Regions from separate parts of the Homo sapiens genome. Here region 2 is linked to region 1. The links are chromatin loops, found by intact Hi-C in ENCODE. Cell type or tissue: heart left ventricle. All regions are shown on one strand. Links, peaks and the distances in the headings refer to the core of each region. The heading gives the core; the rest is flanking DNA.

Region 1 (2,812 bases), core at 220-2,719:
CCATACTCTTTGACAATGGAGTGATCAAGCACGTGGGCCCTCAGCTACTTACTGTGTGACCTTGGGCAAACTATGTACCCTTCTGTTCCTCAATTTCCTCGTCTGTAAAGTGGATATAATAATAACATTTACTTCACAGGATTGTTGGGAGGTTTAAATGAAGTAATATATGTAAAGCTGTTAGGACAGGGCCTAGAGAGAGTAAGCACTCCACATGTTAGGTATTTGTATTAATATTTGAGAATGTCAATACGCAGACCCTTCTGTGCCCAGACCCCTCTCGAGTCCCCTACAATCTCTGCCAGTCTCCTTCCTTAGAATGTTCACCTTCCTCACAAACTGTGTGGCTTCTAAACATTGTGTGCCTCCTAAGGGGCACCTGGGCATGGTGCCACCACCAAGCCATGCTGATAGCCCATCACTGGCCACGCAGGACACAGGCCCACTCTTCTATCATCAATGCTGAACAGAAAGGCTGAAAGCCAAAACAAGTAAACTGGCCTCCACACAACCGATCCAAACAGCCTGGGGCCTGGCAGTGCCAGGGGAAGAGCTTGAAAGGAAAAACAACCAAAAACAACACACAAGCTTATCTTTGTCATGGCTGACCCAGCTCACAGCCAGGCACGGAAACAGAGTGGCTTTATAAGAAAATGCCTTTCTTTCCACGCAGTAATTGAATCCAGTTGTGGCTTGAGGTTATACATTAGTGGGGTTTTAAAAAGGTTTGTCTCTTAGACAATTCTGCTCCAGCTGAGCAATCTTATATTTCTGTTAAATTCCTGTGAAGCAGCGTGCTAAATCATCCATCATATCATATAATCCTTTGGGATCTGACTCTCACACTCACCCAACAGATAAGCCAGGAATCCTTTAGGCTCTTTAAAAGCTAAACCTCTTGAGTGGAGTCCAGGACAACCCCTCTGGATACAGAATTCTGCTTTGCAGTAAATAGCATTTGGGGCAGTTCTAGGGCCGCTGAATTTTCAGAAGGCTTCAGGTTGACTTTAGCACCATTCCTCTTCAAGAGGGCTCTCTCTCCTTGTCCAATCAATACTCTTCTGGCGACCCCCTAAGGGGGAAGAGCTCAGCGGTGGCTAGGACAGGATGTTTCAGAGTCAGATTGGGTTGCATCTTGTCCCATGGCTATCACTGCCGGCTGACAGCACACTTCACTGCTAATGAAATGAAACAGTCCCTCTTCTAGCAACTGCCACCCACATCAGGACAGCAAGTCTTACACCACCAGTTGGAGTCCTGCCCTGGAGCCCTCAGGGGCACAGATTCAAAGGCCGTCGCCAGAAGCTCTTCACTAAAGCAGGCTTTTTACGAAGTTTTAATGACTTTGGTCATCCTGCAATGATAAAAAGATCCACATGGGCACTAGAGTGGGATATGGGTTGAATTAAGAAGAGTGAAGTGTCTTTTGTAGACATGAGTACGCACTCTGTGCACTGGACTCTGGTTGTGTGAAAGCTACAAAGAGTGTGCAGTCTCTCCTGTCCTCGGCACCTTATGTGCCTCTGTCCTCCAGCTTCTCCCTGGTTTCAAAACACTTTCACTCAGGGTGCTGGGCGGAAAGGAAATGGCACATATAGACACTTGGGAGAGTTTAGTAAAGACGCTATTTGCAAAGGTGTGAGCAGGGTATGGGGTTGGGGGCTGGGGGGAGGGCTCCACCCCTGGCCTGAGGGTGAAGGGAACAGGCACTAGATCCAGAGACAGCAGAGTGGGAACTAACAGGAATCGTGACACAGCCGACAGGGTGACCCCACAGCGAGGTGCAGGGGAATCCAGCCCCTGCAGCTTCAACCTCTGCTCTCCTGGGGGGGGCTCCCTAGCCACAGCCCACCAGAAGCCAGAGGGCAATGGGGCCTGTGGATGGCGCCATACGAGTCAGCCTCTGCCCTGCTCATGCCAGCTCTCCCCTGGCACTGCCAGGCCCCAAGCTGTCTGGTTTGGTTATAGGGGAACCAGTTTGCTTGTTTTGGCTTTGGGCCATTTTGCCCAGGGCATGAGCAGAGCAGAGGCTGGATCTGGAAGAGCCAGTGGGAGGCACGCAGCATACACACCACACCTGGAGACGTCTAGAACTCAGGGACTAGGTTTTACTCATCTTTATATTCTAGAGCCTGGTGCATAATGGCACATGATGTATTTTTTTCAGAACAAATGTTAGAAAGAAAGAATGAATGAAAGCGTACATACATACGTGGACATGTAGCAGCACCAGGTGGCAGGTGAGGAAGTTCCAGAGGCGATACTATTGCACAGGAAGGAAACTGTCACGGGAGAGAGAACTCTGTGGCCTGGAGCAAGTGGAAGTGGCTCTATGGGGGAAGAAGGAAAGTTCGTTCTTAAAGGAGTGTGTGGTAGGTCAGCAGAGAGGGCATTCCAGGTGGAGGAAGCAGGAGCATGGAGGCAGGAGTGGGTGCCGTGTGTCCAGGAAACAACAGTGCAGTGTGGTCAGAGTGGGAGGTTCATGCAGAGACCAGGAGGTATTAGGGGGAGCAGAATACAGAAGGGTCTGGGTGGTGGCCAAGGAGTCCAGGATGTCCCCTGAATATGGTGGGCAAGCACTGGGACCCAGGCAACGGAGCAGCTGAGGGCAGGCCAGGAGGTACAAAGACCAGAGGTTCCAGATAAGGACTCTTGGGCAAGCCAGCTCGAGAAAGAAGGGCAGAGGTGCATGAAGTGAGAAAGAAGCAAAGGACTCAGTGCCTCGCTGGCCCGGGGAAGATGGAAGAGAAAGGCAGGCACCAGGACCAGTGAGGCTGGGTCTGGGTGGCTGGGAAGTGACAGTGTTGGCAGC
Region 2 (2,812 bases), core at 172-2,671, 340 kb after region 1:
ATCTGTTTATAAAGCATAATAAACATAGGGACATAAAAACGATTAAGAGAATGAAAGGCTTAAATGTCCAAAGAGAGCATTAGTATTGATGCTAAAGACAAGGATAACAAGATAAGGATATGAGGGAGAAAAAAATCCTGGAAAAATAGCTTTCCAAAACTAATGCAAGAAGAAATGGAGAACCCAAAACAGTCCTAGAACACCTAAATAACTTGAATCAGTCAATCATCTAGGCCCAGATGATTTCACTGGAGTGTTCTGTATAATTCAAGGGAGAAAATATCCAACTTTTTTCACGCATTCTTCTGGGAAACAACATACTTCCCTCGGTTTTCTCATCCCAAAGTCTGAAATATTTTTTTCTCCTACACGATATTTACCTTTCATATTTAGATCTGCAATCCATCTGGAATTGATTTTGTGTGTGGTGTGAGGGAATACACTTTAAACAAACTTGGCTCATCAGTCCAAGCTTTAATGCTTGGAATCTTTTCTGAATGTACACCTTTTTACTAAACACTGCTTCCCTCTTGTAGACCATTTAAGATATTTTATCTTAAGTGAACAAATTATGTAATACTGAGAAATTTAACAAAGAAAAATCTTTTATGATATAGCTTGGGTTAAACAATACTGTTGGAGAAAAGCAGCAGTCCAGGTATATCCAGATGAATAAAGGACAATTAAGGGAGAGGCGGTTTCTTAGGGGTAACCTGCAGTTTTCTCTGATTTTTCAGATTTTACGGATGTTGAATAAAAATCAGTGACCATTTAAAAAATGGTTTAGTTGTTGGATCAAAGTGCTGTAACAAACAAAAGCTTTTTATAAGACATGGCAGCTTTAGGGAGGGTGAGAGTAGTAAGAAGGAAATCTGTTAGAAAATAGAAAATTTTGCTGAGAAAAGAATGATTTTTCAGGACTGGAAATCCTATTACTGTGCTTTACTCAGATTTTATAAACTAAAACATAATTTTTAGTAAAGGATTGGGGCAGTTGTAAAGATAGTCATACCTCAGCTTAACTTTCCCCAAACTCATGACTTATTTGACTACATCATTATGCAGCATTATTGCAATATCAATAATTTACATTGAAGGAATTTACAACCCGTTGCCAAAAAACCTTTTAGTGTAATGTTTCAGAGTAGAAATGCTTCCTGCTAAAGAATAAAGCTTCTCGTTACATTCCTCCCAGCAGTTTCAAAAAGGTTTCATGGCTGGGCTTGGTGGCTCATGTCTAATCCCAGCACTCTGAGAGACCAAGGAGTTTGAGAGCCCAGTCTGGGCAACATAGTGAAATCCTGACTCTACAAAAAAAATTGAAAAATTATCTGTGCGTGCTGGTCCATCCTGGTGCGTGTCTGCATCCCAGCCACTCGGGAAGCTGAGGTGGGAGGATTTTTTTGAGCCATTGGGGGATCGAGGCTGCAGCGAAATGAGATTGCACCAGTGCGCTCCATCTGGTGGCAGAGTGAAACCCTCTCAACAACAACGAAAATATTTCAACTGTTGTTTACAAACCATGTATCTTTAAGAAGCACATGTTGAAAGTAGCAGAAAACTGAGAGGAGTATCCCGATTTGGGGTAAAAATTTGAGATAGAGAAACAATAATGTGATGATAATAGGTTCATATCTTTGAACAAAAGGGAGGAGGCTTATTTCTCAGGTTATCTGAATTCACTGCCGCAGGAAGGCACCCTCAGAATCTAACTTCTGGTCAGTCTAGCTTTACTCAAGAATGATCTGGTTTTAGGATGCCTTTTACCTAAAGACTGCTTACTACCTGGGGTAGAGGCACCCTGATGAATGTACTGTAATGAGAGCCTCTAAAACAGACCTAAAAATATGAGGTAAGAGCAGAATTGAGAAGCTGCAGTGACTTTGGATAAATTACCTGAACTCTGAAACCAGCTGGTTTTACATTAGGAAGTAATGAGTAATCTAATGACCTGGAAGCTTTTCAAATAAAAATTTGCAGGCATCATCCTCAGAAAGTGTCTGACCTAACTGGGTATGGGAATAGCATCTATGTATTGAGTTTTCAGGTGATTAGAGCATAACCCTGCACTAATGGGATCCTTCTGTATTTAAGTTCTTGGTCTTTTTTTTTTTTGGACAGTCTCAGTCACCCAGGTTCGAGTGCAGTGGTGCCATCTCAGCTCACTGCAACCTCCGCCTCCCAGGTTCAAATGATTCTCCTGCCTCAGCCTCCCTAATAGTGGGTACTACAGGTATGCACCACGATGCCTGGCTAATTTTTGTATTTTTAGTAAAAGACAGGGTTTCGCCATGTTGGCTAGGCTGGTCTTGAACTCCTGACTTCAAGTGATTGAGCCATCGCCCCTGGTCCCTTTGTCCATTTTTTAATCACTTTTTGTTGAGTTGTGTGTAGGTGTGTCTTTTGCTTTGGATATTGACCCCTTATGAGGTGACTTGCAAGTATTTTATTCTGTAGGTTGTCTTTTCACTCGTTTCTTTTGATGTATAGAAATGTTTACATTTTAGGTTTTCAAGTTCCATTTGTCTGTTTTTGATTTTATTGTATGTCATATCCAAGAAATCATTGCCAAATGTAATGCCCTGAAGCATTTACCCTATGTATTCTTCTAGGAGTTTTATTCGCTGTTAATGTTTAGGTTGTTGATCCATTTTGAGTTAATTTTTGTTTATGATGTAAGGTAAAAGTCCAACTTAATTTTGTTTGCATGTGGACATCCATTTTTTCCCAGCACTATTTGTGGAAGCGATGTTTTTCCCTGTTATGTAGGCTTGGGACTCTTGTTCAAGATAGTTGAGCTCAGTCATTTACT

Evidence for each region. Hi-C counts contacts between places; a loop is a spot of excess contacts. Peaks named below come from ENCODE experiments on the same cell type or tissue, not always from the same donor. Only the 100,000 strongest peaks of a DNase experiment are listed, where the experiment ranks them.
Region 2: it touches region 1 in a loop (3-fold over the local background); 16 of 110 quality-filtered maps call a loop at or near these places.

The regions. Positions count from the first base shown.
Region 1 is chr6:110,541,338-110,544,149 of GRCh38, forward strand. It overlaps LOC105377940 (a long non-coding RNA gene), which reads right to left. Exons shown (of 7, transcript XR_007059703.1): 4 at 2,213-2,330; 5 at 851-1,354. Among named protein-coding and RNA genes, the nearest start is that of SLC22A16, 66 kb to the left of the region's middle. In heart left ventricle, for the core only: no CTCF peak of the experiment used is centred there; DNase peaks (open chromatin) are centred at 503 and 1,254; H3K27ac peaks cover 2,462 bases.
Region 2 is chr6:110,877,866-110,880,677 of GRCh38, forward strand. All of the region lies in intron 1 of AMD1 (adenosylmethionine decarboxylase 1), which reads left to right. Among named protein-coding and RNA genes, the nearest start is that of AMD1, 4.5 kb to the left of the region's middle. In heart left ventricle, for the core only: a CTCF peak has its summit at 1,464 (motif pointing left); no DNase peak of the experiment used is centred there; H3K4me3 peaks cover 1,810 bases.